Regions from separate parts of the Homo sapiens genome. Here regions 1 and 2 are each linked to region 3. Evidence: chromatin loops called from intact Hi-C (ENCODE). Cell type or tissue: natural killer cell. All regions are shown on one strand. Each heading gives the region's core, and the rest is flanking DNA. Links, peaks and the distances in the headings are about the cores only.

What was found. Hi-C counts contacts between places; a loop is a spot of excess contacts. Peaks named below come from ENCODE experiments on the same cell type or tissue, not always from the same donor. Only the 100,000 strongest peaks of a DNase experiment are listed, where the experiment ranks them.
Region 1: a loop joins it to region 3, with 3 times the contacts of the local background. A loop is called at or near these places in 4 of 110 quality-filtered maps.
Region 2: it touches region 3 in a loop (4-fold over the local background); 2 of 110 quality-filtered maps call a loop at or near these places.

What each region holds. Positions count from the first base shown.
Region 1 is chr6:137,228,922-137,240,086 of GRCh38, reverse strand. No RefSeq gene overlaps it. Among named protein-coding and RNA genes, the nearest start is that of IFNGR1, 15 kb to the right of the region's middle. RefSeq lists enhancers at 10,704-10,853, 10,874-10,953. In natural killer cell, for the core only: no CTCF peak of the experiment used is centred there; DNase peaks (open chromatin) are centred at 5,426, 5,926, 7,246 and 8,006; H3K4me3 peaks cover 463 bases; H3K27ac peaks cover 4,052 bases.
Region 2 is chr6:137,030,972-137,038,971 of GRCh38, reverse strand. The region is part of intron 1 of IL20RA (interleukin 20 receptor subunit alpha); the gene reads left to right. Among named protein-coding and RNA genes, the nearest start is that of IL20RA, 10 kb to the left of the region's middle. In natural killer cell, for the core only: no CTCF peak of the experiment used is centred there; a DNase peak (open chromatin) is centred at 4,901; H3K27me3 peaks cover 5,039 bases.
Region 3 is chr6:137,149,575-137,160,739 of GRCh38, reverse strand. IL22RA2 (interleukin 22 receptor subunit alpha 2) reads left to right here. Exons shown (of 7, transcript NM_052962.3): 3 at 2,258-2,393; 4 at 3,886-3,981; 5 at 5,621-5,799. Among named protein-coding and RNA genes, the nearest start is that of IL22RA2, 18 kb to the left of the region's middle. In natural killer cell, for the core only: no CTCF peak of the experiment used is centred there; a DNase peak (open chromatin) is centred at 4,819; H3K27me3 peaks cover 295 bases.

The DNA.
Region 1 (11,165 bases), core at 1,361-9,360, 79 kb before region 3:
AAAATATGAAATACCATTTATTTATGTGCAAGCTGCTATACTGCATTACATGGGTTAGCTCATTCATTCTTCCCAAAATCCTGTGGAAAAATTATTATTATTATCATCCACCTTTTACAAGTGAGGAAAATAAGGCATAGAGAATCAGTTTCATGGCTTATAAATGAATAAGCCAAAATTCAAAACCATGGCTGTCTGACTCCAGAATTAAAGCTCTATTTTTTTTTTTTTTTAGCAAATTGTCTTTCCCTATAGCTATGGATATTTCCAAAAGAAGAGGCTTGAAGGCCTTTGCTCTTTTCTATATATATTCTTTCATTTATTTTACCTATTGCTTTTAAAAACACTTCCCCAAAATGAGTATGTTAGAATTAGAACATTGCCTACCTGTAAGACTTTATGACTGGTGCTGTTTGACACATCCTACACTACTCCTCCATGTATGCATCATGTATCCTTAATTTCTTCCTCTCTCTTTTTTTTTCTTTTGAGGTCTCGCTCTGTCGCCTAGGCTAGGGTGCAGTGGCACGATCTCAGCTCACTGCTGCAGCCTCTGCCTCCTGAGCTCAAGTGATCCTCTCATCTCAGCCTCCAAAATAGCTGGAACTACAGGCCCATGCCCAGCTATTTTTTGTAGAGATGGGGTTTCACCATGTTGCCCAGGCTGGTCTCGAACTCCTGAGCTCAAGTGATATGCCTGCCTTGGCCTCCTAAAGTGCTGTGATTACAGGCATGAGCCATATATCCTTAACTTCTGAGAATTTTTATTTTGAATACCATGCTCTCAATTCATAACAGGTAGTATATAAGTTTAGGTAGGCATTTAATTTATTTTGTCGTCAGATTTTTTAATCCTAGAAATAAGTACATTTAAATGCTCTCTGATCTACCCTGTACAATTCCATGAGTCTACAAATAGGCCTAAATGCCATTATATTATCTATTATGCCCCAAACAGCTCCTTCCCAATGTCCCTGTTTATCAACGGATATTTAAGCAGACTCCTGGTGGAAACCAGGAAATGAATTGCACGCATATCTAGGTAAAAGCAATTCAAGCAGAGGAACAGAATGTGAGGTTGGAGCCTGACTGGTATGTTCAAGAAACCTACAAAAGGCCTTATAAATGGAGCAGAGAAAGCAAAAGAAAAAGTGGCACAAGACGAGGTGTGAGCAAGGCTAGCTGTGCAGATGTGCAGTCACAGAAGGCCATGGGCATAGAAGGGCACTGCACTTTGTTTAATGCTCTGTCATCAGCACCTTGAATTACTTCATAATATTTTTAATAAGAAGCCCCACATTTCATTTGGTACTAGGAAATGCAAATTATGTAGCCAGTCCTGGGTTAGAGCAGTAGCAAGAAGTCAATTGCTGGAGAATCCTTTAGCCATTGACTATTGTAAGGACTTTAACTCTGAATAAGATAAGAAACCATTGAAGGATTCTGAACAGCAGAATGATGAGCTTAGAGTGTTTTTTCTTTTAAATTACTCTGGCTCCTGCCATTAGGATGGATCTAAGAGGACAAGAGTAAAAACAGAGAGTTTCAGCAAGAATCCAGTTAGGAGATAATGATGATTTGGTCCACTACGGTGCAGTAGAATTGGAAAGAAATGGTCAGATTCCAGGCATATTTTGTAGGTGAAGCCAGAAACATACGCTGATGGAGATAATGTGGGGCAGAAAAGAAAGAGGGACATCAAAGGTGATCTCAAGGTTTTGCGCCTGAGCATTTGGAAGAAGAGAGGAAGACTGAAAGAAGCAGGCTTGGGGTTATGGAGATCCAGAGTTTGGTCGTGGATATGTTGAAGTTTGAGATGTTTATTAGACACTCAAGGGGAAGTGTTGAGTAGCTAGGTAAATATGCAAGTCTGGGGTCTAAGAAAAAGGTTTGGGCTAGAGATTTAAATATTCGGATGTGGAGAAGATGAGGAGGAACCAGCAAAGGAGAATAAGGAGGAATCAGCAAAGGAGAATGAGAAAGAGCAGCCAGTAAAACAAAGGAATCAAGAGGAAGTATAACAGTACCCTAAGATTCAGAGAGGAAAGAAGAAGGGACCTTCTTGTGTGTCAGTTAGCCTATGTCAATATGCTGATAGGTCAAGTAAAATGCAGCTGGGGAAGTGCATGACCATTGGATTTAGCAAGACAGGGACTTGAAAAATGTTTCACTGTACTGTTGGGATCCTTCTCCTTATTGTCTAAATGTGAAACTTCAAGCATGTCAACTCCTTATTTACCCTCATGTCAATAATATTCAGCTACTAATTTTGATAATCCTTTTATCATTTCCACCCTCTTTATACATTTTTTTTTATTTTATCACACCCAGCCTTTACCAACATTACAATCTAGTTCAGGCCCCTGTTATTTCAGGACTGGATTCCTGAGTACTGCCCCAGGCTGTCTCCTAGTTTAAGCTCACCAGCAGCCCATCTTGCTTAGTCATCTGGGAACAAAGCTTTCCTTGGGAATTTCCCAGGTTCTTCTGCTCTTAAAAGAAACATACCAATGGCAGGCTTCCCTCACCCACTTCCCCACCCCAGTGCACAAACATGCCCTCCTGATATACAGCACACTCCTAATACTTGTCAACCCCAAAGGTCTGCCTGAACTCCAAAGAACCCACAGTTAGAATTGCCACTCAGGAATTCCAAGAGGCCCCTTCTAATCATCAGAATTTGAGGGGACTGATCCACCAGTCTCTGTTAATCTATAAGGAAGTGTGAGAGATTGAAATATATCAACACTGATTAAGTTGGGCAAAGGACAGATGCTTTCCAATAAAATATAAGCTCATATACCTATTAGAAAAAAGTAAAACTTTTAAAAACCTGAAAATATTTTACTACAAGGGCACAGAGCAAGTGGAATTCTCATTTACTGCTGGCAGGAATTCAAAATGGTTTAGCCACTTTGGAAAATAGTTTGGCAGTTTCTTATAAAGTTAAACAAATTCGTGGCACATGACCCAGCAGTCCCACCCCTAGGTATTTGGCCCACATAAACTAAAACATGTGTCCACATACAGAAAAGTCTAAAAGTGAATGTTTACAGCAGCTTTATTCATAATCACCAACAACTGGAAACAACCCAAATGACCACCAACTGGTGAACAGATCGATCTTTTCAAAATGTTGTACATCCATAAAATGGAAGCCTGCTCTAGAATAAAAAAGAACTAAGTGTTGATGCACGCAACAACACAGATGCATCTCAAAAGCAGTATCCCAAGGGAAGGGGACGGAGACAAAAGGCTAAGTCCTGAATGATTCCATTTCTATGGCATTCAGGAAAAGGCTAATCTGTACAGATGGAAAACAGATAAGCGTTTACTAGGTGGTGGGTGGAGGTAGGTGACTGCAAAGGGACCTAAGGGAACTTTTTGTGAATTAACTTGATTGTGGTTGTACTTAGATGACTGTATAGGTTGTCAATGCCATAAAATGTATGTTGAAAGTGATGCTTTTGACTGCATGCAAATATAAATAATACCTCAATAAATCTGATTTTCAAAAGTAGTGGCAGGGCACGGTGGCTCACGCCTGTAATCCCAGCACTTTGGGAGGCTGAGGCAGGTGGATCACAAGATCAGGAGATCAAGACCATCCTGGCTAATATGGTGAAACCCTGTCTCTACTAAAAATACAAAAAAAAAATTAGCCAGGCGTGGTGGCGGGCACCTGTAGTCCCAGCTACTCGGGAGGCTGAGGCAAGAGAATGGTGTGAACCCGGGAGGCGGAGCTTGCAGTGAGCTGAGATCGTGCCACTGCACTACAGCCTGAGCGACTGAGCAAGACTCCATCTCAAAAAAAAAAAAAAAAAAAAAGAAGTAAGTTAGAATCATGAAAGCAAATGAGGGCAAGTACTTTGGTTTACTCACTGCTTTCTCCCTAGTACCTATAACAGTAACTGGCACATGAAAAGTATTTACAGTAAGGAAGGAAGATAGAAAATAGAGAAAGAAAAAGAAAAATTGAAGGAAAGAAGTGGCGGAGGGAAAGAGGGAAGCAAACAAAATATTTCTGTATTAAAATGTCAACCACTGCATTACTTGTTCGGCAACAATTTGGAAACCATCTAAATATTCACCCTAAAGGGAATAGGTAAGTACATGATGGTTCATTTATAAAATGACAATATTCAGCCTTTTAAAATGTTTATGAAGTCTTTAATGAAAAATAAAATGCTGAGTTAAGCATGTTGGCTCATGGTCTGTAATCCCAACTACTCAGGAGGCTGAGGCAAGAGGATCATTTGAGCCCAGGAGTTCAAGACCAGGCTGCACAAAATAGGGAGACTTCATCTCTAAAAAGAGTTTTAAAATTCAACTGGGCATGGGGGTACATGTCTGTAGTCCCAGGTACTTGGGAGGCTGAGGCAGAGGATTGGTTGAGCACAGGAGTTCGAGGCTGCAGTGAGCTATGATTGCACCACCGCACTCCAGTCTGGGTGACAGAGGCAGATCCGTCACTAAAAATAGTAACAGTAATAATAATTTTTTTAAAAATAGATGCTAAAATATAATATTAAGCCAAAATAAGACAGAATTCAAAGTTAAATACACAGCATACTTAGCTATGTAAAATTTTTAAACATTTCATATAAAAAGTATTCCAAAAAAATAGCCAAAAATTATAATAGTAGGTCTCTATAGGTGATGAGATTATGCTTACTGGTTTTCAGGTTTTTTCTCACACTTCCCTGTACGTCCAAGGCTTTGCACATGAGAATAAATTGAAAACAGTATTAAAACGTACTTTAAAAAAATTGATGTTCAGCAAAAGAATCTAGACACCAGACTACCTAAAGTAAGATTCCACTTATATAAGGTACAAAACAGGAAAAACCAAGCTCTGCTATTAGAAGTGAGGACAAGGGTTCCCTGTAGGCTAAAGAGAAAAGAATAGCAGGGAGTATAAAGAGGACTGGGAGCTGCTGGTTACTTAGATATTCTCAGTTTTTGAAAATGAATAATTATATTCACGTATGTGCACTTTTCTGTATGTATATTATAATTTGCTCAAAGTGATTTTAAGAAAAAGTATTATAGTTCTCATCCCAGAAAGAGGCAGAAGTGGATATTTTAAAGATCCTAGAAGTCTTCCTAAAACTATGCCCACAACTAACATTGCCCAATTAATTAATCTATTTTCTTGGTTGAGAACTTAATTCATACCAACAGAACAAGCAACCAAGTTTCTTTTAAAAAGTTCAGGACTTAATATACTAACCAGTCCTCCAGATTCTCACAGATCATACTAAATACCCATAAGAGCATTGAAAGGTTGGCAATGAAATGCCTACTAAACAGGTGTATGCATTAAAGAATTAGGCTACAGAGAGTGCGCCACTGCACTCCAGCGTGGGTGACAAAAAAAAAAAAGGCTATAAATATGACTCATCTACATGTTTCTACTGGTGAAAAAACTCACTGCCATTTCCTTCCTCTTAAGGAAGTAAGGACGCCTTTTATAGCCCTTTCTCGCAGGTGGATGGATGGCTGGAGGAGAAAGAGGACAGTCAAGCAGAAAAGGAAAAGAAAAGTGATGAACCTCAGTGGGGTTTGTCCAATTAAGCCACATCTGAATATAAGTAAGAAAGGATTCCTGAAAAAAAATACATGTGTACCAGCTACTTATACAGAGGTAGTCAATTAAGGACATAGTATAGAAAGCAAACTGCAATGTTAAGAAATAAAAAATAATTTTTAACCAATAGGTATTCTTAACAAAAAGTTGTTAAAATGAGTAAGAGATGTGGCAAATAGAAAATATAATAGGAAGAATGTGCATTCAAAGACAGAAGGGAAAATAAATACTTGGGTGTGCTTTCTTCCCTTCCTCCACTTCCTTGTTTTCACCATCAAGAAACACTGATCCTCCTCCTGAAAAGTCCCCGAGATATAAAACCTTGCTTCCTCAATCTTGAAGCAATGACTCATCTTTTTAGCACAGCTCTCCCCTTTCCTCTTCCCACGATTCAAAGTCCCTTCAATTGAAGGCAGACCAGATTATTTGGCAACTTTAGAAGACAAGCTTTCTTTTCAGGAGTCAGAGCCAAAGGGATTTCCCTGAGGAAAATACTAACAGGAAATGTGCACCAGTAGAAGGAGACTCAGAGACCTGGCCGAATCCTGCCTGCAGGACAGGCCAACTGAGTCACCTGGCTTGGGACTTTGGGAAGATCAGTTAGTTGGTCTGCCTCTCTGTGACCACATCTACAAAATGATAATAAATAACATTGGTGTGCTGCCTACTGCTTACACTTGTGGGAATCCAATAATACAATGGTTGTTTAAAAGTACTCCCTACATTGTACAGCACACAGTGATGAGTTCCTGTTACTATTATTACATCAGGAGTCAGTACTGATAGGTAGTCCACAGGCTCAGATCAGCTGCAGTGTGAAAGATGAACAGAAAAATTAGATACAGTTCCTAGACCAGGGCTCCCAAGCTGAATGCCTTTGATTTAAAATCAGGCTGTCTCCAAACCTTTTGCCCAGCACGGTGGCTCACGCCTGTAATCCCAGCACTTTGGGAGGGCAAGGCAGGCGGATGGCTTGATCTCAGGGTTTGAGACCAGCCCAGGCAATATGATGAAACCCCAGTTCTACAAAAAATAGAAAAATTAGCTGGGTGTGGTGGCGCATGCCTGTAGTTCCAGCTACTAGGGAAGCAGTGGTGGAGGATCGCTTGAAGCCAGGAGGTGGAGGTTGAAGTGAGCCAAGATTGCACCACTGCACGCCAGCCTGGGCAACAGAGTGAGATCACAAAATAAATAAAATAAAATAAAATAAAATCAGGCTGTGACAACTGTCACTCTCTACATGTAGCAGAAACTGATTCATGGGTAAAAATCAGAAGCTGTACAGTGGCTTCTTTAATCATGGACATGGCAACAGAAAAACAATAAAACAATTGCTCCGTAGCCCATGGTGCTCTAGTTCCTGCTTCCTTTCCCAAGGCCCAACCTTTGGAGTCCCTGATATAAATTGAAATGCAAATGAATTAAAAACAACATCAAAAATACTTTTAAAAAGCATGGCTGTTTAGCAAAAGAATCTAGACACAAAAAAGTGCATACGGTAAGATTCCACTTATCTCTGCCCCCACCTCCTTCCAACAAATTTCAATTTTGGACTAAAATAATTTACAATTTAAAAGCCTCATAGTGTTGCAAAGGAGGGCTAGACGGAGGACCTAGAACCTAGCACTTCCTGGTGCAGTCACTGTCAGGGTGAGGCACTGCAGTGACCTGCCGACTGAGGAAGACTTGGCCAAAAAGAACAGGCAATGGAGCTGAGCTGAGAATGAACGAGGATCAGATGGCAGGCTGTTGCAGTGACCAAGCAGAAGTGCCCAAGGCCAACACAGTGACCACAGATATGAGGACAAAACGACAAACATGAAGGACATTATGTGCTAGTCCAGCAGATTTTAATGCAAATCACATATATCATTTTACATTTTCTATTAGCCCCTTTAAATAAGTATAAAAGGTATAAAGAAATAGGTGAAAATAATTTTGGTCATATATTTTATTTAACTCAATATATTCAAATTATGATCATTCAATGTATAATTGATATTTTTTAAACATTAATGAAATGTTTTATTTTCATCTTTTGTACATACATCTTCCAGAGCCAGTATGTATTCAACACTTACAGTTCAACACCGTGAGGGCTAGCCACATCTCAAGTGCTCAGAAGACACATGTAGCTAGTGGTCATCATCGTGGACAAGGAAAGCCTAGACTCTTAAAATACCTTTAGATGTTTTAGTCTATCTCATTTCATAACCTACAAACTGGACCAGATTTACTGATTTTTAAATCAAAATCTTTGACTCTTAAAAATCGATTGTATGTCCAGTCCATTTCATGTTCCAAAATCTTCCACTTAGAGAAGAGTCCGCTCACATGAATTGGAACTAAAAGCAATGTTCACCGTGAGTGTTCTAGCTAAAAAACCACAAAATCCCTAACTCGTCTTCACTGCTGAGACATTAACACACTTCTAACCACAGAGCTGAAAAAGCAAATCTTTTGAAGTGATAATGAGGCAATGATTAGAACTTAACACCTTCTAAAAAGGAAGCTCATTGCTACAGCTATTTAAACCTCTAAGTTCTAATTCAAAACCTCTCAATTTTATTTTTGACAGTGAAAATGGGATCAATTTCTACTATCTAAAAGTATTGTTTCTATAATTTCATTCCATTTTCCTAAAAGAAACATAAAAATAACAGAAATTTAATACAATCATCATCACAATAACCATTTAATAACAAAACTACTCAGTAGCTGATAATTTTAAGCCAACAATGAAAGATAAACAAAGAATCTGTTTCTCATGAGGTTGGGCATAGCTTCAGGAATGGGGGAGCTTTCTCTTTGCCCTCACCCAGTCAGAAACACTGCTTGTGTCCTGCAAGGCAGGTTCGGGGCTCAATTCACCTCCCTAACTTCTCTTCTATCTCAGATGCCCTATCTTCCTAAGGCACCAAGCCTAGAGTGTATATGAAAACTATACTGGACACCATTTTTTTTCTTACTGAAGCAGATTCCAACTATTGTTCCTTTTTCTGGAAGTTTTGTCACTCAGAGGCAGTTGGAAGCAAGTTCAACCATGTGGCTAGGTAGTCAGACCTTCTTTTGTGCTACCAGGCCTGTCTCTTGGAACTTGGTACTACGAGAGTCCTTACTTCCTTCTCAGAGACAGGTGCCCCACTCAGAAGCAAGTGCCCTAAAACTGCAATACGACAGAAGAAATTCTGCCAGCAGACAGCCTTGAGACTCGAACTGCAACATCAGCTGCTCTCTGGTCTCTGCCTGGTGGCCCACTCTACAGCTTTTGGACTTACCAGCCTCCATAATCATGTAGGCCAGTTCCTTAAAATAAATCTTTCTCTCTGCAGATACACATCCTATTGGCTCTGTTTCTCTGGAGAATCCCGACTTATGCCATCACGTGCAACGTTTCAAAAGTTTAGTTGGTGATTTAATGGACTATGCTGCTAGTGATTTCTGACCAAGCCTAGGAGAGTTTGAAGATTCCTCTTGAACATAGGGTTGTCTCTTAAAACATCCATTCCAGCCCTCCCCAACTGCATAGCGGTCATGGGGTTTGGGTGGAGCGGACCTCACCCCTCACTCCAGGGGGGACCACATTGGTGATCCAGACCTAAGCCATTACTGCCCCTAATTCCCTGCCCAAGGAAACTGGTCAGAGATAGTCTGTTTGAAATTTGTAGCAAATGTCCTGTCTCCCTCTGAGTGAGAAGGAGGAGCATCTTGGCTCTGTGGCTTCTGCAATTTACCTTGTGACCACGGGGGAAGTCAGCCTTAAGATGAGGAAGGGACAAAACAGGCACACAAAAGTGGAGCTGTGCGAATCAGGACTAAAGCATGTTTACCCATTTGAACCAGTCTTATACCTGACCCAATGGCAGTCTCATCTAATGGCTTTAAGCCCTGTTCCCGCTGGATGGTGGCTCAGAATATAGACATGATGCCCTACGTGTGGTCTCTCCTTTGCCCCACTCTAGCATTGCTGTGTTTGCAGAGCCTCAGCCTCTCTGGAATTTCCATGGTAAGGGTCCCGATCCTTAGAACTTTAGTCTGCTCAGCTTTATTAGCACTCTAATTTCTCACCAGAACTGGAGCACTGCCCAGCAAACCAGCCACCTGGCAGGGGTTCTGAAACCCTGCCTTATCTTTATCTCTCTCTCTCTCTCTCTCTCTGCCCCACCGCCCCACCCCATATATATATGACAGCCCCTGACTTCTTCTGAACAACTGTATCAAACAAGAGAGCAGACTCCCTCCACTCACCACCACTCACAGCCCATGCCACAGCACTACCACCCACCTGATAGTATGTCAGTTGAGGACCCTGGGATAGAGATGCTGCTTGGTCAGAGATTGTTTTCCCACCTTCTGGAAAATTTCCTACCTGCCTCAAAGGCCAACTTTAGAGCCCAGTTCTCCCCAGCCCCACCTCTAGTATTTCAACTTTCCCAGCTAAAGATCCAGCACATTCCGTTAACACATCTTTTTAGAGTGTAAATTGTGAGAGCATGAGGAGCCTTGTGTGGCTGTCTCCCTTGAAAACAGGGTGAAAGTGGCCTAAGTGGAGGAGGATGAATGCAATGTGGATGTGGTGATCTCAGCCACTACGCCTGCACCACCAGAATGCAGCTGCACAAACTCCCTTCCAACTGAAGTCTTGCCATGTGTGTTTGAAGAAATGTAGGCACTTGTCCACACCCAAGATATAAGGGGGGTCTGGGAAATATAGTGTTTGTTTAATTCTCCCTTGAGCAAGCAGAACTTAAGGAATCATCACAATGACTGGAAGTGTCAAAATGCATTGAAAGGTTTTAGACCACAAATAGGACATGTTATCTACACTTGCCCTTACTAAGTGCACAGACACTTAGGATGGGAACAAAAGTACAATCGATGGAAAGCCAAGCTCAACTTCACACTTTACCAGAACCACTGGCCCTCACTAATGCCTGGTGCTGCTGCCCAGAATGGGTCGCTCTGCCACACTTCACTCCCACAGTGGCTTTCTTCCAGAGGCCAACTGTCCTCTCTGCCATCCTTCATATCTGTTTCTATGTCCCTGAGTCTCAATTGCAGGCAGGATTCAAGGTCATTTCAAGAGATTTCCAGTCCAGTTTAAATCAGGGGATATGGCTCAGCACCTGTGTAAGGCTCCTGTCCATTTCATGGCAGTTAGGAAGTCCCCCAATATCTTGTGACCATTATCAGATTTGCTTGTCCTATGCAGTCTGAGGAGCTCCAGCTGGTGATTCTGCTGAACACCAGCTGTCTGAGTCTCAGCTTTAGCCCCATGAAATAACCAAAGTTAAAGTCAGGAATGTCAAAGTGGAGTGGGCCTGTGTGTGAAATGTGCTGGGATTCAGGGACAGACGAAAGAGAAAGAAAATGTGAGCAGACAATGCTGAGCAAAGAGAAATACTAGCCATGATTTATCCAACATGTTCTCTGTCCCAGGCACTGAACAACTCATATGCCTTCACTGAACCCTCACATCTACTCTACTGAGGTGAGTATTACTGCGATTCCCAATTTACAGATGAGGAAAGTGAGGCAAATGGAGATATAATAACTTACCCAATGTTCTAAAGCT
Region 2 (8,000 bases), core at 1-8,000, 120 kb after region 3:
CAACATAAAACTTTTGCTGTTTTTATAATTTTTTAATGAAACTGTATATCTCTATGTTGCCTTTTTTAGTGCTTGGCATAGTATTTTTCACAAAATGATTGTTCTGTAAAGTTGTATGGCTTTCTTAAAAGCAACTTTCATTATATGCGTTACATTTTAAAAATGACTTTCTATTTGCACCATTTTCTTCAAAGTACAATTTTACCAGGTGTCATTGACATGCTGACTTCCATATTGATTTAAAAAAAATGATCATCTGAGGCTTCAGGCAGCATATATTTTATGGAGTAAAATCGCATTATCCATCTTAATTATAACATTATACTTTTGCTATCATCGTGATGTTCTGACAGCATTTTTACATTTTCTTAGTCTACAGTTTATGACATAACACAAAATTTGATATGAGAAACATGAATTAAATCACTTTAATCAATTCCAAGGTCTATCAATTACATATAAAATTGGAGAACAAGGCCAAGGGCAATGGGTCATGCCTGTAATCCCAGAGCTTTGGGAGGTTGAGGCAGAAGGGTCACTTGAGGCCAGGAATTTGAGAGCAGCCAGGAGAGACCCCATCTCTACAAAAAAATTTCAAAAAATAGCCAGGCTTGGTAATGCCTAGCTGCTTGGGAAGCTGAGGCAGGAGGATCACTTGAGCCCAGGAGTTTGGGGCTGCAGTGAGCTATGATCGCACCACTGCAACTCCAGCCCGGGCAACAGAGCAAGACTCTGTCTCAAAAAAAAAAAAAAAAAAAAAAAAAAAGGAGAACAAAAGAACTATAGAAAGAAAGTATGCTAGTCAGAGACATTAAAATTAAATACTGCTTTATCTTTCAGAATTCCTTTTGATGTAGAAACTCAGAGTTGACAGGACCTTAAAAGTCACCCCACCCAGCTGCCACTCTCTTGATTGTCCTCTGCAGCATCACTTCCAAGTAATGACCTGTCTGCTGTGTGAGCACCTCTCATCACAGGATACTCACTACCCTGCACCCAGGCAGGCAGGATGTCCTGTCACTGCAGATTTCAACTATTAAAAAGTTCTTTGATAAAATGAGCTGAGCCTTGATCCTTCAATTTTCACTCACTGTTAGTCCTCATTCTAAGCCAATGAAGTCATGCTGGACAAGCTGTTCAGATCATTGAATTCAACCATCACATTTCCTCTGTGTCTTCTTTCCTCTCCAGAAAACCACCTCCCCAGAAAACTGCTAGGTGCCTTCTCTCTCCCAGTATTTCCAGTATATGTTCCAGTTTGTTTGCAATATCTCGGGCTGACTTCCTATAGATCATGATGAGACTGCTGGTCTACAACATTCTAAACACTGAACCTTGGAAGGTTCATTTACCCTCCAATGATTCAGCATCAGGTTCCTGATGAACACAGGCCTCTGATGTCTAAAAGGAGCCCTCCTTTCTTATCTTTGTTGTCATCTATGAGACACAGACCCTCATTCAAACTCAGAATTTCATATTAGTACAATTTCATTTTGCTCTGGAGGTGATTTTGTTTCTGTTTGCTTCTTACAGCATAGGGAATGAAAGTATGGCATAGTGTTTTATCTAGAACTTGTGATGATGGTCTTAAATGCAACTAAGGCTACTCTTTGCTGAAAGGACAATTTTTATTGACTATAAATATTATCTATACGAAATTGGGTCTGTTTTTTGAGGGTAGCAATCGCTGCATTACACTTTGCACCACCAAAATGGATACTTCAATCACTATCCACTGTTCAAGCAAATGCCAGCTCTACCCACAACACAGAGAAAAGGCATACTTAGTCCTGTACAGACTTGTGGGGAAGCTTTGTTTATACTTCTTGATTTCAACATGTATACCATGTATACTTTTCACCCCGCTTCTTCTCGGCTGCATAGTCCAAAGTTCCATTCCATACAGCTACATTTGCATTTTGATGACGTGGGATATTTTGGCAGCTATGTGCTCCTAGTTAAAGCATTTGTTTACATTATCAACCGTATTTAAATTTCCTCCTTACCAACTTTGCAGGGTTTTCTTTTGTTTTGGTTTTTTTGCTCAACATCAGTCCCCTCATCTTCACTTTCAGGAGACTCCAGCAGCTCTTAGAGCATTCATTTTTCTTTTCAATAAACATTGTGCTCATTGTTGAGGAAAGATACAAGCAAGCAACAGACACCTACTCTATTAGCTTCTCAAGGCTGCCATGGCAAAGTGCCACAAACTGGGTGGCTTAAAATAATGCAACTTTATTGCCTCACAGTCCTGGAGCCTGGAAGTCTGAAATCAAGGTGTCAGCAGGGTGGGTTCTTTCTGAAGGCTGTGAGGGAGAATCCATTCTGTGCCTCTTCGTGCTTCTGGTGGTGCTGGCAATCTTAGGCACCCCTTGGCTTGTAGACACAACACCCTGATCTCTCCCTGATCTTCACATGGCATTCTTCCTGTTTGCCTTCACATAGTCTTCCAGAAGACTCTGCATGTCTGTCTGTGTTCAGATTTCCCTTTTTATGAGGACACCAGTCATACTGCATTTCGGCCCACCCTGATGACCTCATTGTAACTTGCTCATCTCTTTAAAGACCTTATTTCTGAATGAGATCCCATTCTGAGGTACTAGAAGTTAGGATGTCAACATATTTCTTTTGGGCAACACAATTCAACTCATCACATCTACCATACCCTCAAAGACTTATAGAATACCAAGCAGGATCCATGGGCTTGGCATCTATGGTGGAAAAGAATGTTTTCTCAGCCACATGCAGTGGTTCCTCCTCTCCAACATGTTTAGGAGTCTGTGTCCAATGAAGGAAAACTTTTGCAGAAGGGTGAGAGCTGAAAGCCTCTACTGAGAATGTTGAGAGCCCGGACGAGGTCTTCTCTTGTGCTTTCCGTAACTTGACCATAAGGCAGAGCTGTCAATGGGTACTTAATAAAGACTAAAGACATTTAAATTTATCCAGCAGAGGAGCTCACTCTTCTGAGACCTCTGCCTCCCGTCTTGGCTGCTCTAGGGAGCACTTGCCCTGAGAAATCCTCTCCCTTGTTCCAACAAAGACCATTTTCATATGTAAGGCGTAACTACCCATAGTCTTCCAGCCCAGCATCCCTCTCCCTTTCCAACGAACCCATCTATGTTGCAGAATGTCTATAAATTATCTACTAAATGCTCAACTTATTATTTTTAAAATTAGCTTATCAATTTTAAGTGCAAAGTAGAATATCACATGCAGCCCATAATGTAGGGAATGAGGTATTTGAAGTGATCAGATTTAACAAAATAGGATTACCTCAATACCCCATGCATCCATTTTGAGTTTTCAAAACATTTAACTATATCCCGACTCAGTGTAATTTCTAAATAATCCTTCGAGTGATTTTTGCTCACTCATTCATTCAGTGTCATCCTTTTATACATATGGGGAGCTGTTCTAGGCTTCAGGGTGAACAAGAAAACAAGGGCCCTTTCTTCATTTAGTCTTCAGAGAAATATAGACAAGTAAGTGATTGCATTAAAATGTAAATGCCAGAATTGAGGAAAACAGTTTCTTTAGAAGCATAGGATAAGACACCTGATCTAATAATGGTGTCAGGCAGGGCTTCCTATAGGAAGGTCCTTTAAACTGAGACTTATAAGAGTTGTTGGTTAATTAATATACATGTATGCATATGTATATATCACATCACATTCTCCTTACTCAAGGATAAAAGGTGAATCAGAAAAGAAATTTGATATCCAAGTAAATGCCTTTCTATGAATAAATACCTTAAATACTTTTAGTAAAAACCATATTAATTCAATCAGTAGTCATAAGTAGGTTGCCATCTATGTTATATAAAATATTTATAATTCAATATAAATTTAGATCTTTTTAAAAATGTGGTAATATACACCATGGAGTACTATGCAGCCATAAAAAGGAATGGGATCATGTCCTTTTGCAGGGACATGGATGAAGCTGGAGGCCATTATCCTCAGCAAACTAACACAAGAACAGAAAACCAAATACCACATGTTCCCACTCTTTTTTTTTTTTTTTTTCTGAGATGGAGTCTCGCTCTTTCACCCAGGCTGGAGTGCAGTGGCACAATCTCGGCTCACTGCAACCTCCGCCTTCCGGGTTCTCACCATTCTCCTGCCTCAGCCTCCCAAGTAGCTAGGACTACAGGCGCCCGCCACCACGCCCGGCTCATTTTTTTTTTTATATTTTTAGTAGAGACAGGGTTTCACCGTGTTAGCCAGGGTGGTCTCCATCTCCTGACCTTGTGATCTGCCCGCCTTGGCCTCCCAAAGTGCTGGGATTACAGGCGTGAGCCACCGCACCTGGCCCACATGTTCTCACTCTTAAGTGGGAGCTGAACAATGAGAACACATGGACACAGGGAGGGGAACAACACACACCGGGGCCTGTGAGGAGTGCTGGGGGAGGGAGAGCATCAGGATAAATAGCTAATGCATGCAGGGCTTATCACCTAGGTGATGGGTTGATAGGTGCAGCAAACCACCGTGGCATACGGTTTACCTATGTAACAAACCTGCACATTCTGCACGTGTATCCTGAAACTTAAAATAAAATAAAATAAAATATAAAAAATAAAATAAATTCAGGTCTTTTAAATTTAAATATTAGCAAACAAATAAAGCTAAGTCCTGCTATCAGCATATTCCATATATAAATTACCAAGTAGTTAATATTCCTTTTCACATACATTTCTTTCTTAAAACACTAAAAATGAACAAACAAACAAAAATCCAATAATAGCAAAATCCCATGGAAAGGATGATTTTTCTGAGTGGTAGTCATCTAGTGGGTAGGAGTCAGGGGTTTTGTGACTGTAGGACACTGACCTCAAGATCATCGGCAGCCTCAACAAGCCACTGTGGTCTGCGGCTCTTTGCAACACTCACTCAAACCACAGTAATCAAAAGGCACACATTATGCTGTGGCTTCTGACATAGGTACTATTTACCACTTCCTGAGTCAACCCAGTCCTTTAAGGACTCTGTTAACTTTCATGAACAACATCAAAGGAACTGTCTTGCCTGGTCCAGTATCCAAGTTGTTTCTGGAGGTGTTGCAATGAAACAGTGAATTGAATAGTGTCCTCCCAAAAGTAATTTCCACCTACAACCTCAGAATATGACCTTATTTGGAAGTAGAGTTTTTGCAGACGTAATTAGTTCAGAATTTTGTATTGGTCCATTCTCGCCTTGCTACAAAGAAATACCTGTGACCGGGAAATTTATAAAGAAAATAAGTTTAATTGGCACTTGGTTCTACAGGCTACACTGGAAGAATGGTGCTGGCACCTGCTTGGCTTTTGGGGAGGCCTCAGGAAACTTACAATCATGGCAGAAGGCGGAAGGGGAGCAAGCATGTCACATGGCCTGGGCAGAAACAAGAGAGAGCAATGGTGGGGAGGTGCTACACACTTTAAACAACCAGATCTTGTGAGAACTCACTCACTATCAGGAGAACAGCACCAAGCGGGTGGTGCTAAACCACTAATGCCCACTTTGTGGGCATTCCATTCATGAGAAATCCACCCCCATGGTCCAATCACCTCCCACCAGGTCCTACCTCTTACATTGGGAATTTTTAGTACTTCAACATGAGATTTGGGCAAGGACACATATCCAAACTATATAAGATTTCATGATGAAATCATCCCAGAATTAGGGTGGACTGGTGTCCTTGTAAGAAGAGGATGGGACTCAGAAAAACCACATGAAGGCCAAGGTGAGCAGAGACTGGAGTGATGTTGCCATGAGCCAAGGAACACCTGGGGCCACCAGGAGCTGAAAGAGGCAATGAAACATAGTTTTCTAGAACCATCTGAGGGAGTGTGGCCCTGCTGACTCCTTGATATCAGACATCCAGCCTTAGAGCTGTGAGATAATGAATGTCCATTGTTTTAAGCCACCTAGTTTGTGGTACTTTGTTTTGGCAGCCCTAGGAAACTAATACAAGGGACTTGGACTCTTCTTTGTGGGCGTCTCTTCATTATTGCCCTGCTTTTATCCTGATTACTCTTGTTTTATATCTTGTGGCAAAATAATGTAAGTACCTCAAAGAGCCAGTCTTCTGCAAGTCCTGTTCAGCATATGGAATCTCTGTTCATTTTACTGCATTTAGTTACACAACTTTATCAAGGCGTAATTCAGCCTTGAAGAGGTCCGATCCTAGTCCTGGTCACCCTCAAAACAATTCATCATTCTGATAGTGTTCTTGATGGCTACCGAACACTTCTATCTTCCTGGTGTGTGATTGGAAAGTCTGAGATTCCAGTTGAGATCATGCCGTCAATCTCATTTGCCTCCAAATTCCAAGCAACAATCAGCAGAAGTAAATACTATTCATTATTTTCTTGAAAGTTAAAAGAAATGCAACATTGAAATTACTGTACACAAATGCTTCCACCGAAACAGAAAGTGAGAACTTGGAGCCAGGATCTCAGGGCCATGTGGAAAGAATAGCAATCGGGAAATCAGAGGATGGAAGTTCAGCCCCTCCTCGTCCACTGCCCTCTGTGGGCAAGTCACTTACCTTGAATGGGCTTTGGTTTTCTCATCTATGAAGGAGTAGGGTTCCATGATTTCTGAGGCCCAGAGATGACCACTGCCTGGGCAGTACCAGGCCATCACTTCACCTGCCTTGTGCCCTCCACCCGCCTGAGGGAACCTGCCCTGTCACTCTGTCCTTGGGGCTGGCCTTTGTACCCTGGTTCCCACCAGCTGTCTCCTGCCACTGAAACTAGCCCCTGCCTAACCCTCCACATTTCTTACATTTCCCCCAGGAGTCTCCCCACATTACCACCTATGCAACAACACAACAATCTTTTTCCTCTCCACAGAGCTTATTCTAATTCATACCAAGTAGATACCATACTGGATTTATTTTCTTTTTTTTCTTTTCTTTTTTTTTTTTTTTTTTTGAGACAGAATCTTGCTCTGTCGCCCAGGCTGGAGTGCAGTGGCACGATCTTGGCTCACTACAACCTCTGCCTCCCAGGTTCAAGTGATTCTCATGACTCAGCCTCCCAAGTAGCTGGGATTACAGGCACGTGCGCTGCCACGACCGACTAATTTTTGTTTAGTAGAGATGGGGTTTTGCCATGTTGGCCAGGCTGGTCTAGAACTCCTGGCCTTAAGTGATCTGCCAACCTCGGCCTCCCAAAATGCTGTAACTACAGGCATGAGCCAACACACCCAGCCTCATACTGGATAACCATCCTCTTTCATTTTCTTGATCACAACCTGATACAGGATTATACGAAGGACATAGTTCTGTAACAGTGAAGCATCACTTGATGATGGGGATACCTTCTCAGAAGTGTGTCCTTAGGTGATTTCATCCTTGTGCAAACATCATAGAATGTACTTCCCCAAACCTAAATGAAATAGCCTACCACTACACACCTAGGATATATGGCATAGCCAATTTACCCCTAGGCTACCAACCTGTACTGCATGCTACTGTACTGAATACTGTAGGCATTTGTAACACAATAGTATTTGTGTATCTAAAAATAGATACACATCTTATATATACATCATCTTATGGGACCAGCATCATTGACTGAACGTTGTTTTGCAGCACGTGACATTATTTCTGAAGTGTGCACCAGTGGTTTAAGTTGATCTTTGAGCTAGCAGTGCAGTTACCCAGCTACACCCAGCTGTACATTGTATCATCCAGGGCCCCAGCAACAGCACTGCTTGTTAATTTATTGTGGCTGTTATAGGCTGAAAGGTAACTTATGCAGGAAGGGTATCCAGCATAGGTGAGCGAATTGGATGTGCTTGGAGGAAATGGGCTGTTTTAAGTCTTTTGATGTCCACTGCCATTGGCCTGCCATTTGCCTGCTTCCCACAGATAAGTAATTCGTGGCAATGTTTATTACTGATAATAATGGCAGTTATTCATATAATAACAATAGTTATTGTTAACGGTAAGGAACAGTAAATATTTACAATGAATAGTAACTGTTGAGATGGGTGGCTGGGAGGAAATAA
Region 3 (11,165 bases), core at 1,491-9,490:
CATCTGTAGAATGCGATAATAAAAATATTTACCTTACTTGGTGGCTGTGGGAATTAAGTAAGTTGTAAAGCTTTGAACATAGTGCCTAACATAAGTTAATGTTCATATATGTTCAATGTTTGATGAATGCCGGCCAGAAGGAGGAGGAGGAGGGAAGAAGGAAGAAGATAAAGTATAGCCTCAGCTTCTAATTGGTCTGCCTCTTTCATTAGCTCCTCTCTCCCATGGCTTTGCTCTTGGTTTTCTGTTGGAGGGTAATGGCAGGCTCTGCACTCAGACTGTCTGGGTACAAAATCAGCTTCACCATTGGCTGCCTGGCAATCTCCTTCAGGTGTCCAAGGCTTCGTTTTTTCAGTCTGTAAGAGGAAGACCATAATGCACAGTACCTTCCTCACAGAAGAGCTGGGCAAATTAAATGAGTGAATGCAGATAAAAGTCCCTCAGTGCCTGGTGCAGTGTTATTACTGTTGGTGGTGGTAGCACTGATGTTACAAAAATGAGAGAAGAAATCCATAGACAGAGAGATTAAGGGCATTAAGCCATCTATCTTCATGTTAGCAAATCAATTCTAGGCAGGCCTTCAGGAAATTGTGCCTGTCATCTCCTGAAAACTTCTGGAATGTTTATGTTCTAAAGATGACTGATCAGGCAGTGATTTTTGTGAGCAAAATCAACTGTGGCTGTAGACTCTTTCCAAGAACACAACACCATTTGATGCACTGATGGTGGTCCAAACAATAAAAGTGAAAACAAATTAAAAAACAAATAACAGTATTCACACTATTTGGTTGGTAAGAAGAAAGGCCTGAGGAAACAGTCTTGTTCATTTGAAAATAACAAGTCTTGAAAGTTCAGAGCTGAGACCATGGGCTTGGAAGTGTTTTTTTAACCATCTCAATAACGTGATACATTTGAGCAAAGACTTGAAGGAGGTGGAGAAATGAGCCATGTGAAATCCAGGGGAAGAGCAGACCAGGAAAAGGGAAGGGCCAGTGCAGAGGCCCTAAGGCAGAGTCACTGGAGTCATGGTGGAGCAAGTGAAGGAGTCAACACTGCAAACACAGGGGTCGGGGTGACAGAAGATGAGGTCAGGGAGAAAACAGAAGATATGCTTCCTGGCCGGGTGCAGTGGCTCACGCCTGTAATCCCAGCACTTTGGGAGGCCGAGGTGGGCGGATCACTTGAGGTCAGGAGTTCGAGACCAGCCTGCCCAACATGGCAAAACCCCATCTCTACTAAAAATACAAAAAAATTAGCCAGGCATGGTGGCGGGCACCTGTAATCCCAGCTACTCAGGAGGCTGAGGCAGGAGAATCGCTTGAATCCGGGAGGCAGAGGTTGCAGTGAGCTGAGATCACGCCACTGCACTCCAGCCAGGGCGACAAGAGTGAAACTCCATCCAAAAAAAAAAGATATGCTTCTTGACTCCTCCTTCTGCCCAACTTCTTATCCCTTATAAAAAACCTTGAACCCTAAGTAAAATTTTGCCAAAATTCTCTTGCCTCCATGCAACTAAAGGCAAGCAAGGTTGTACCACCTATGTTGCCTGATTTGAGGAAGAAAGCACAAGTCATGCCAGTGCAAAATTATCCCATGCCATGCCATGATTAGTCTCAGAAACACTACCCCCCAGCAGGGTCTTGGGCAGTTTTCCTCATTAGCATGACCATTTCATCTGAGGGATTATGCTTGGATACTTGGAGCCAGGATGCAGGCAGGTAAATACAGCCATTCAGGAGTGGGACAGCAAAGGCAGACCTACCTGGAAGCAGGACCCAGAGATTGAGCAAGAACCTGCGAAAGGAGGGACTGAGTGCTGGGCTGAGGTCCTGGAGCCCAGAAGTGGTCACTAGCAAATTTTGCTTGAGTAGTACCAATATAGTGATTCCTAAGAAGATGGTTGGTGGTCTTAGTGTGGGTCTTTCATCTCAGTCATTATATTCCATCACTATTTGGGAACAAAATAAGAGCAATATTTTTTTTAATGCAATTTACTTCCCCCACAGCCTGGGAAATAGGGTGGGAAGGTATCACGTACATGTTTATGATCTGGAACTCATTATTCTGAGACTTTAGCGTGCATCAAAATCATTGCATTGAAGATTCAAAATGTTGATTTCTGGGCTCCACCTCTACTATCTGCACTTAGAGCAACTACTTTAGGGAATCCTGATGCAGGTATTCCACTGAAAACTACTGCTGGGAACAGCAGTGCTCCAAGCAACGTTCAATGTTCTTCCTTCTCTTATTATCTTAGGAACTCAGTCAACGCATGAGTCTCTGAAGCCTCAGAGGGTACAATTTCAGTCCCGAAATTTTCACAACATTTTGCAATGGCAGCCTGGGAGGGCACTTACTGGCAACAGCAGTGTCTATTTTGTGCAGTACAAAATGTAAGTAAATTGAGCCTCCTTCAGCTGATAGAGATGGCACTGGGATAACATGTTCTAGAATGCAATGGAGTGTTAGGATCCGAGCTTTTTTTCAGTTTCAGAGGGGTTGAGAAGAAGCCAAGGTCAGGATAACAGTGACTTGTCTCCCCTGAAGGCTGCCTGGGGACTCAAAATGCATGATGGTATGCAGTGCACTGGGCAGATACTTCAGCCCTAGACCTGCACCAAGACCTCACAGGCTCAGCCTTTGCCTCCATGGAGGAGCCTGGCACATGGTGGGTTCTCAATATAGATTTGTCAGGCGAATGTTGGAAGCAACTTATTAGCACATAGCGAGTACTCAGTGAGTGAAACTATCGGTAGTTGAAAAAGAAGTTGTGGCAAACATGGTGGTGAGTGTGTAAAATAAGGTTTTAATTTAAAAGTCACTTTCAGAGTGGATTTACTATTTAGAAAATTCCTTTCAAAAACTAATGACTCTCGTAAGCATGAACACAAACTGGAACACGCTGCTGCATGTTCCTCTCGTGTGATCCTCAGGCTACTCCTGCTGGATCATTGCCAAAACTCAGATATAATCTACTCCTTTCCTGGCTCAAGGCTTGGAAACAAACACTCTTGACTTGAAAATGTCAGGTTTTTCCACTCATATATTTCTGGGGGGGTGAGGGGGGTTGAGGCTCAATCCTGTCTCCTGACAGTGAGACAGGAGATATTACAGTTTAGCTTTCATGGTTTTTCAATAGAAATTCAGGAAATCAAATGCAGCTATGGCCAAAGTAGCAATTTTTATCCCATAAATTCATCCATGTCTCTCCAGCATGGGGTAGGTCCTAGGTCAGATTTTCCTGCTAATTAATTTCGGAAGGAATATCCCCAGAAGCATCTCCATCTTTAACCGCTACGACTTCTCTCTACATATTTTATGTAGCGATTGTAAAATGTACAAATCTTTACAATGAAGGTTTCTCCATTACAAAAGTAGATTTGTGCATTGCTGGAGATACTTTCAGCATGCAGAAAGTAAAGATTGGTACTCTTTTTATGCTTCCCCTGGAGTAGTATAAATAGGTCAAAAGTGGACCTATTTGTGGTCCAAAGTACTAAGAAGATTAGAAACTGTTTTACCATGAATCTAATGAAGATTAAACTTCAGGACCCCAATGCAAGGATTTTATATTTATAAATCTTTTCCTAAAGAGGACTCCCAAGCTGCTATGGTTTGAGTTTGTCTCCACCAAAATTCATGTTGAAATTTGATCCTTAGTGTGGTGGTGTTGGAAGTAGGGCCTCGTAGGAGGTGTTTGGGTCATGGGGATGGAGCACTCATGAATGGCTTGGTACCATTATTGCTGCAGTTGAGTGAGTTCTCACTCTTGCAAGACTGAATTTGTCATGGAAATGTTTCTATGAGAGTGGTTGTTGTAAAGCCAGGATGCCCCTTGAGTTTGGCCTCTTCACACGATCTGTTTTCCCCATTGACCTTCTCTAGCATGTTCTCATGCAGCATGAAAAGCTCTCACCAGAAGCCAAGTGGATGCTGGCAGCACATTTCTTGTAACTTCCCAGGCTGCAGAACATTGGCTAAGTACACCTCTTTTCCTTATCAATTACCTAGCCTCAGGTGTTCTGTTATAGAAACATTAAATGGACCAAGATTGTATAAATTTCAGACCCCAGAATACCTGAATCCATTCCTGTCTCTAAGGGATTTTCAACAGCACAAGACAAATTTATAATTTTGAAAACTTTCACTTTGGTGTATCCAGTTCATGGGCTATAATACTGTTATATCCCTTGCGTTTAGAATAGGATAAACAATGAGATATTATTTTAAAAGAGAAGTCTGTCATTACAGCTAAGTTCAAGACTTATTATAAATAAATAATAATTTTAAAACATCAAATTATACTCAATATATGTTGTGGTTCTGCTTTAATTGTGATGGAATGAAACTGCTGTCACCATGTAGATTACCGAGTATAGATACCGTCTATCTTCCTTATTATGTGTCTAGAAAGCTAGATTTCAAGTCTTTCAATAAATATTTTGGGAAACCTTTCTCCCCAGACTCCAATTCCTTCTCTTTTCCCCACCATCACTTTGTTACATTGGTCTGATTTATGGCAGGTAAGGAAACAAAGCGTGAATCTTCCCTTTGACTATTACACCATCCTGTGGCCTCAGGCTGAGTCAACCACTCTGCCTCTTGCCTCACTACCTTTTTTCATGGGATTCCCTCCCCCTCTCCCAACCCCTAATTACAGGGCTCCATATATAGTCCTCAATAAAAGTTCCCGTCAATTTTCAATAAAGAGATTAATCATGTATGTTGGGTAGGCAACACCTGAGATGAAAAGTGGTAGCAACTTCTCAGAAGCAGCCACATTACTCAACAGCAAGCTGATGAGAAGTGGAGAAAAACCACAAACAGCCAAAACCACAGAGCATTAAGGATGTGGAGAGTGAGTATTCAAAAATGGAAGTCAGTCCACACACCAGAAAGAACATTTTGCCAAGTATTAAAAAAAAGGTTAAAACCCTTATGTTAGTGATACAGAAAGCGTCAGGGATGTTTATCTTCCAGCAAGACAGCACTTTAGGTAATGCTGTGGTTTCTATGTGTCCCCCAAAAGTTCATGTGTTGGAAACCTGATCCCCAGTGCAGCAATGTTGAGAGGTGGGACTTTGGGGAGATGATTGGGTCATGAGGATTCTGCCCCCATGAATGGATTCATCCATTGATGGATTAACGAATTAATGTGTTATTGAGGAAGTGGGCTAGTTATCAAAAAAGTTGGTCTGTTTTATATATATTTTATATTTTATATATATATGTATATATATGTATATGCCATCTCTCTTGAATCCCTGTGAAGTCCTCTGTCACCTTAAGTCTCTGCAGAGAGTCCCCACCAGCAAGAAGGCCCTCACCAGATGTGGCTCTTATGGCTCTTAGACATTAGACTTCCTAGCCTCCAAAACTGTAAGAAATAAATTCCTTTTCTTTATAAATTACCCAGTCTCGGGTATTCAGTTATAGCAACAGAAAATGGACTGAAACAGTTAATAAGAAGGAATTTTTTTAAAGATTCTGAAGAGGAGCCATAAGCTATCATGGTGGTATTGCTACTAGAATCAGGTATAAAAAATTATTAGTCTGAAAATACTGAAGACTCCTTGAGTGGAGAAAAGAAACTCAGATCTTTGCCTTTTCCCTGCTACAGATATGGACAGAGACAATGGAAAAATAAAGAAGACTGTTGGGGTACTCAAGAACTCTCTTGTGACCTTACCAGTGAAACCTCAGACATACAGGAACCTTATTACGGGAGGGTGAGGGCGGCCTCGGCTGGGAGCTACTCAGAATGGAGCATGACGCCGCGGTTCACTCCCTGGTGGGAAAGTGAGTTCCATGGAGTTTCTTTGCCCTTGTTCTTCCTGCTTTTGGACAGCCCTCCCGGAGCACGGCTAGTGACTAGGCCTTGTGCTTTGCTGAGGTCTCTACATCATTATCTCTTTTGGTCTAATTGTCAGAACAACTCTAGGAGATAGCTTTTATTATCCTAATTTTCTAGTCCAGAACATCAAGATGTAGAGGCTTTAGTCATTGCTCCAATCTCGCAATCTGTATTATCCAAGTCAGGGTTCAAATTTGCTATATCTGACTGCAGAGCCTCCACTCCATCAATTTGTCACCTTGTGTGTGTGTGTGTGTGTGTGTGTTTGTGTGTGACAGGGTCTCGCTTTGTCACCCAGGCTGGAGTGCAGTGGCACGATCTTGGCTCACTGCAACCTCTGCATCCCGGGTTCAAGCGATTCTCCGGCCTCTGCCTCCCGAGTAGCTAGGATTACAAGTGTGTGCCACCACCCTTGGCTAATTTTTGTATTTTTAGTAGAGACGGGGTTTCATCATATTGGCCAGGCTGGTTTCAAACTCCTGACCTCAGGTGATCTGCCCCCTTTGGCCTCCCAAAGTGCTGGGATTATGGGTGTGAGCCACCATGCCCAGCCCCTAAAAAAGTATTTTTAGACAGCAGAATTTGTCATAGTGCCTAGTCCTTCCCCAAACACGAGGGTTAAGTTCATGAAAATACTGATTACAGGAATTTTCTGTTGAGGAAATTAAGACTTTTAGTCACCTCCCCAAAAAGGCAGACCAAAAGTGCTTTCTCAGTATCCATCCTGAAGGATATTTATTCCTTTTTTAGTTTAGTCACAACCATAGAATAATATAATCTAAGACATAGGTGTTAAAATTAACCATTACCAACAGACATTGGATAAAATAGTAGAGAGAGAGAGAGAAGGGGTTTAATGTATAGATATAAAGATGTGCATAAATAGAACAAGAAAAAAAAAAGATATTTACCACAGTCCTCATAATTGCAACAAGTCAACTAGTCATGAAGCTGTAGTTAATATTTATGACTTCTTCCTTCATTATAAACTCAACATTCACTTTCTTTCCAGCCAGCACTTCAGCTCTTTATCCACGAGGAGTTTGAGTCCTTTTGGTGTTTCCTGTCTCCGCTTGACCTAACCTTACATTAATTTTTATCACTGAATAGAGAAGCTCTAAGAGGCACACCAGAGGATACCAAGAATTCTTCCACCTGACCCCATTGTATTTATAACTATATTATGCCTTGAAAATCAGAATGAATCACCCTAGACAATATAAGAACCTCATTTTCTTTTTGTTAGTTAAATGGCATGAGGCGCTCCAAATGGTCAGGAGAGAGCCTCGACTTCCAATTTTTGGAAACCATTTTTGTTATAAACCAGAAGAATTCAAGGCCAAGCATATGGGAAACAAAAACATGTCATAAGTTGTTCACTATGGGTAACAGTCAGAGTTGCCCCTCCCACTTCTACTTCTTGTATCCTAGACCAGTGAATTCTGTCTGTGGAAGAAATAGCACCATATATTGGCCCTAGGCTTAGTGAAGCATTTACCAATTGGAGCATTTACCAATTCATATGCCAATTCACAAGACGTCTCTCAAACTGAGTTTTCAATTATCCATTTCACCTTCCTATAAAGTCATGGATTTCTGAGCGACAAATATATGATATATATTTGTCCTATGGGTCTTGAGACCTTGCTTCACTCCTTTCACATTAACTTAAGTTCTTTGTCATAAGCAATGTATTGTGGAGTACTATGCTCATGAACAAGGCATTGACTACATCTATGGGTGTATGTGTGGTCCCAGGAGTGGTTAGGGGTCTGCTAATAAAAGCATTGAAGCAGTAAATAAAAATCTATAAACAAAATCTGTAACCAGAATCTATATCCAGCAGTAAAGAAAATCTATAACCAATGTCTCTTGCCCCCTCCCTTTTGGAAGGGAACAAAAATAAACCTACCTGCAACGAGATGGAAGATGAGAGCCCCTGGAATATGGCACTATACTAGGGGTTCAACATTGATCTTCCTTACTGGAAAGTTGGACACTCTGCAGGTCAGACCAACTTTGGTAAGAGGAGATCCATATTGTTAAGTCTATATATAGCCTCCATCATGCAACTATTTTGTTCAAGAGCCCATAGAGCAACTACAGGACACTGGGGAAATAGATGGTCACTGCATCCACTTAGATTTTTTTAAACAGCCTTATTGAGATATAATTCACACAGCCTATACTTTAAGCATATAGCATACAGTTTAATGGTTTTTACTATATTCACAAATATGTACAACCATCACTCACAGTCAATTTTAGAACATTTTTATCACCTCAAAAAGCAACTCCATACCCTTTGGCTATCACCTTCCAGTCTCACCATTCCCTTAGCCCTCAGCCCCGGCAACTACTAATCTTTCTGTCTCTATAGAGTTCCCTGTTCTAGATAGACTAATATAATACATGATTTTTTTGACTGGCTTCTTTCACTTAACGTGTTTTCAAAGTTCATTCAGATTGTAGTATGTATCAGTACTTCATTCTTTTTTGTGACCAAATAATACATTATATGGATATACCACATATTATTTATCCTTTCTTCAGTTGATAGACATTTGGGTAGTTTCCACTTTTTGGCTATTATGAATAATGCTACTATAAACAGTCATGTAAAAATTTTTGAGTGTGAGTTTTTTTGTTTTTTTTTCTTGTTTGTTTTTTTGAGAGACAGGATCCTGCTCTGTCACCTGGGCTGGAGCGCAGTGGCACAAACATAGCTCACTTCAGTCTTGAACCCCTGGGCTCCAGCAATCCTTCCACCTCAGCCTCCCAAGTACCAAGGACTATCAGGCATACGCCACCACACATAGCTGGGCATACCTTTATATTTCTCTTCAATATATACATAGGAGTGGAATTGCTGGGTCTCATAGTAACTCTATATTTAATCATTTGAGGAAATGCCAGACTACTTTCAAAGCATCTGCACTATTTTACATTCCCATCAGCAATATATGAGAGTTTTGATTTTTCCACATTTTTACCAATCTTTTTTGACTATAGCCATCCTAATAGGTATAAAATGGTAACTCATGTGGTTTTTATTTGCATTTACCTGCTAATTAATGATGTTGAGCTTCTGTTTTATGCTTATTGGCTATTTTGTACCTTCCTTGGAGAATTGTCCATTGAGATCCTTTGCCCATTTAAAAAATTTAATCAAATCTTTTTATTTTTGAGTTGTAAGGGTTCTTTATATATTCTGCATACCAATGCCTTATCAGATATATGATCCTCAGCTAGCTCCTCCCATTCTGTGAGTTGTCTTTTTACTTTCTTGATGGTATCACTTGACACCAAGTTTTAAACTTGGATGAAATCCAATTTATTTCTTCTTTTGTTGCTTGTGCTTTTGGTGTCATATCTAAGAATCCTTTGCCAAATCCAAAATCATGAAGATTTACCCTATGTTTTCTCCTAAGAGTTTTATAGTTTTATCTCTCACAGTTAAGTCTGATTCATTTTGAGTTAATTTTTGTATGTGGTGTGAGGTAAGGGTCCAATATTATTCTTTGACATATGACTATCCAGCTGTCCCAGCACCATTTGTTGAAAATTATCCCATTGAGAGTTCTTGGCACACTTGTTGAAAATCAATAGACCATAGACGTGTAGTTTATTTCCAGACTCTCAATTCTATTCTATTGAGCTATACATTCATCATTGTGCCCATACCACACTATTTTGATTATTGTTGCTTTGTAGTAAGCTTTGAAATTGGGAAGGGTGAGCCCTCCTCTTTATTCATCTTTTTCAAGATTGTTTTGACTATTATGGGTTCCTTGCAATTCTCTAACCACCCAGATTTTTTAAGACCACTTTTCAGTATGAGCCTTTTGCTTTGCATTCATATGGCCACAGAAATATTCACATTCTGTATCTTAGTACTTAGGGATCCATCCATACACCTCTTCTAACTGGTGCAAGGTCCAGTGAGATCCAAATTAATTAGATACTGTCCAAAATGCTAGATGCATTTTCCCCCAACTCTCTAATTAGCAGGAGGGTGGAATAGAGTTGAGCAAACTAATTCATGGTAACTCTTGGTTGTCTCTTGGATACATTGAAATTCAAAGCCAATATACTCAACAAGCAATTCTCTAGTAGAGGAAAAGGAGATTTCATGACTAAACTGATGAACACCAGTGAAGGGAATTCACAGATCAGTGTGATTATTATATTCAAGCCTAGAAATAGGGTCACATTCAAATTTACTTATCAAACAAAGTTTCCTTCAGTCTAAGCCATTAGGCCAGTCAGGTAAGAATAGCCAAAGACATTGACTGACACAGCTTTAGCTCAATTCTATTTAAATTGGGATAGTGTTGAGTTAAGAAGGGTTTGTGTGTTTTCTGTATGACCTTTCTCCCTAAAAAAAAAAAAAAAAAAAAAAAAATCAGAAAAGAAAAGAAAAGAAAAAAGCTTTAGACCAGGTCCTTTAAAAAGCCATTTTATTTCGGGGCCTCTTAGTAGAAGAATAAGAAACCCAGTCTATAGCTACTACTCTTGTTGATGCAATAGTGAGAAGAATCACCCACTCAGCTGCCTCCTCACCCCCAGGCTTGCGCTCTCCCACCACAGCTCCTAAGAACTTCTGAAGAACATATTTCAAAAAAGCACGTTTCTAGTTCCTCAAGACAGCATGTTTGTGGCATCTGTGATATAGACTAATGAGCCAGCTGCATGCATTGCCTCCTCTGACACCTGTTTTTGAGCAGCAGGATGTTATCTTAGATTAAGAAGTTCTGATTTATGGTGTCTATCTAGAGACAAAGCAAGATTTTAAAAATAAAATAAAACAAAGTAAACTTTCTTCAGTTAAAAGCAGCGTTTGATACTTAGCGAGATTTCAGTATTATTTGACCCTAGAATTACTTGGATTAAAAATAGATGTGAAGGCCAGGTGTGTTGGCTCCATGCCTGTAATCCCAGCACTTTGGGAGGCCGAGGTAGGAGGATCACTTGAGGCAAAGAATAGAGCATTTCAAGCAAGGGACCAGCATTTGCAAAGGCCCTCTGGCATAGCAAACTCAAGGGACTGAAAGATAACCAATATATTGAAGAAGAGCATGCAGGAAGGAGTCCATAATGAGATGGGACTGGAAAGGTAGGCAGGTACAAGAATTTTTTAAGGAGTTGTGACTTCCTCCAGAAAAACATAATTTTATTTAGGAGCCATATGATCAGACTTGTGTATAGAAAAGATCATTTTGACTATATTTTGGGGAACAGGTTGGATGCAGATAAGTGAAGTAGCAGGTTACTAATAATAGTCTACAGGAGACCGAATTTGGCTTATGAA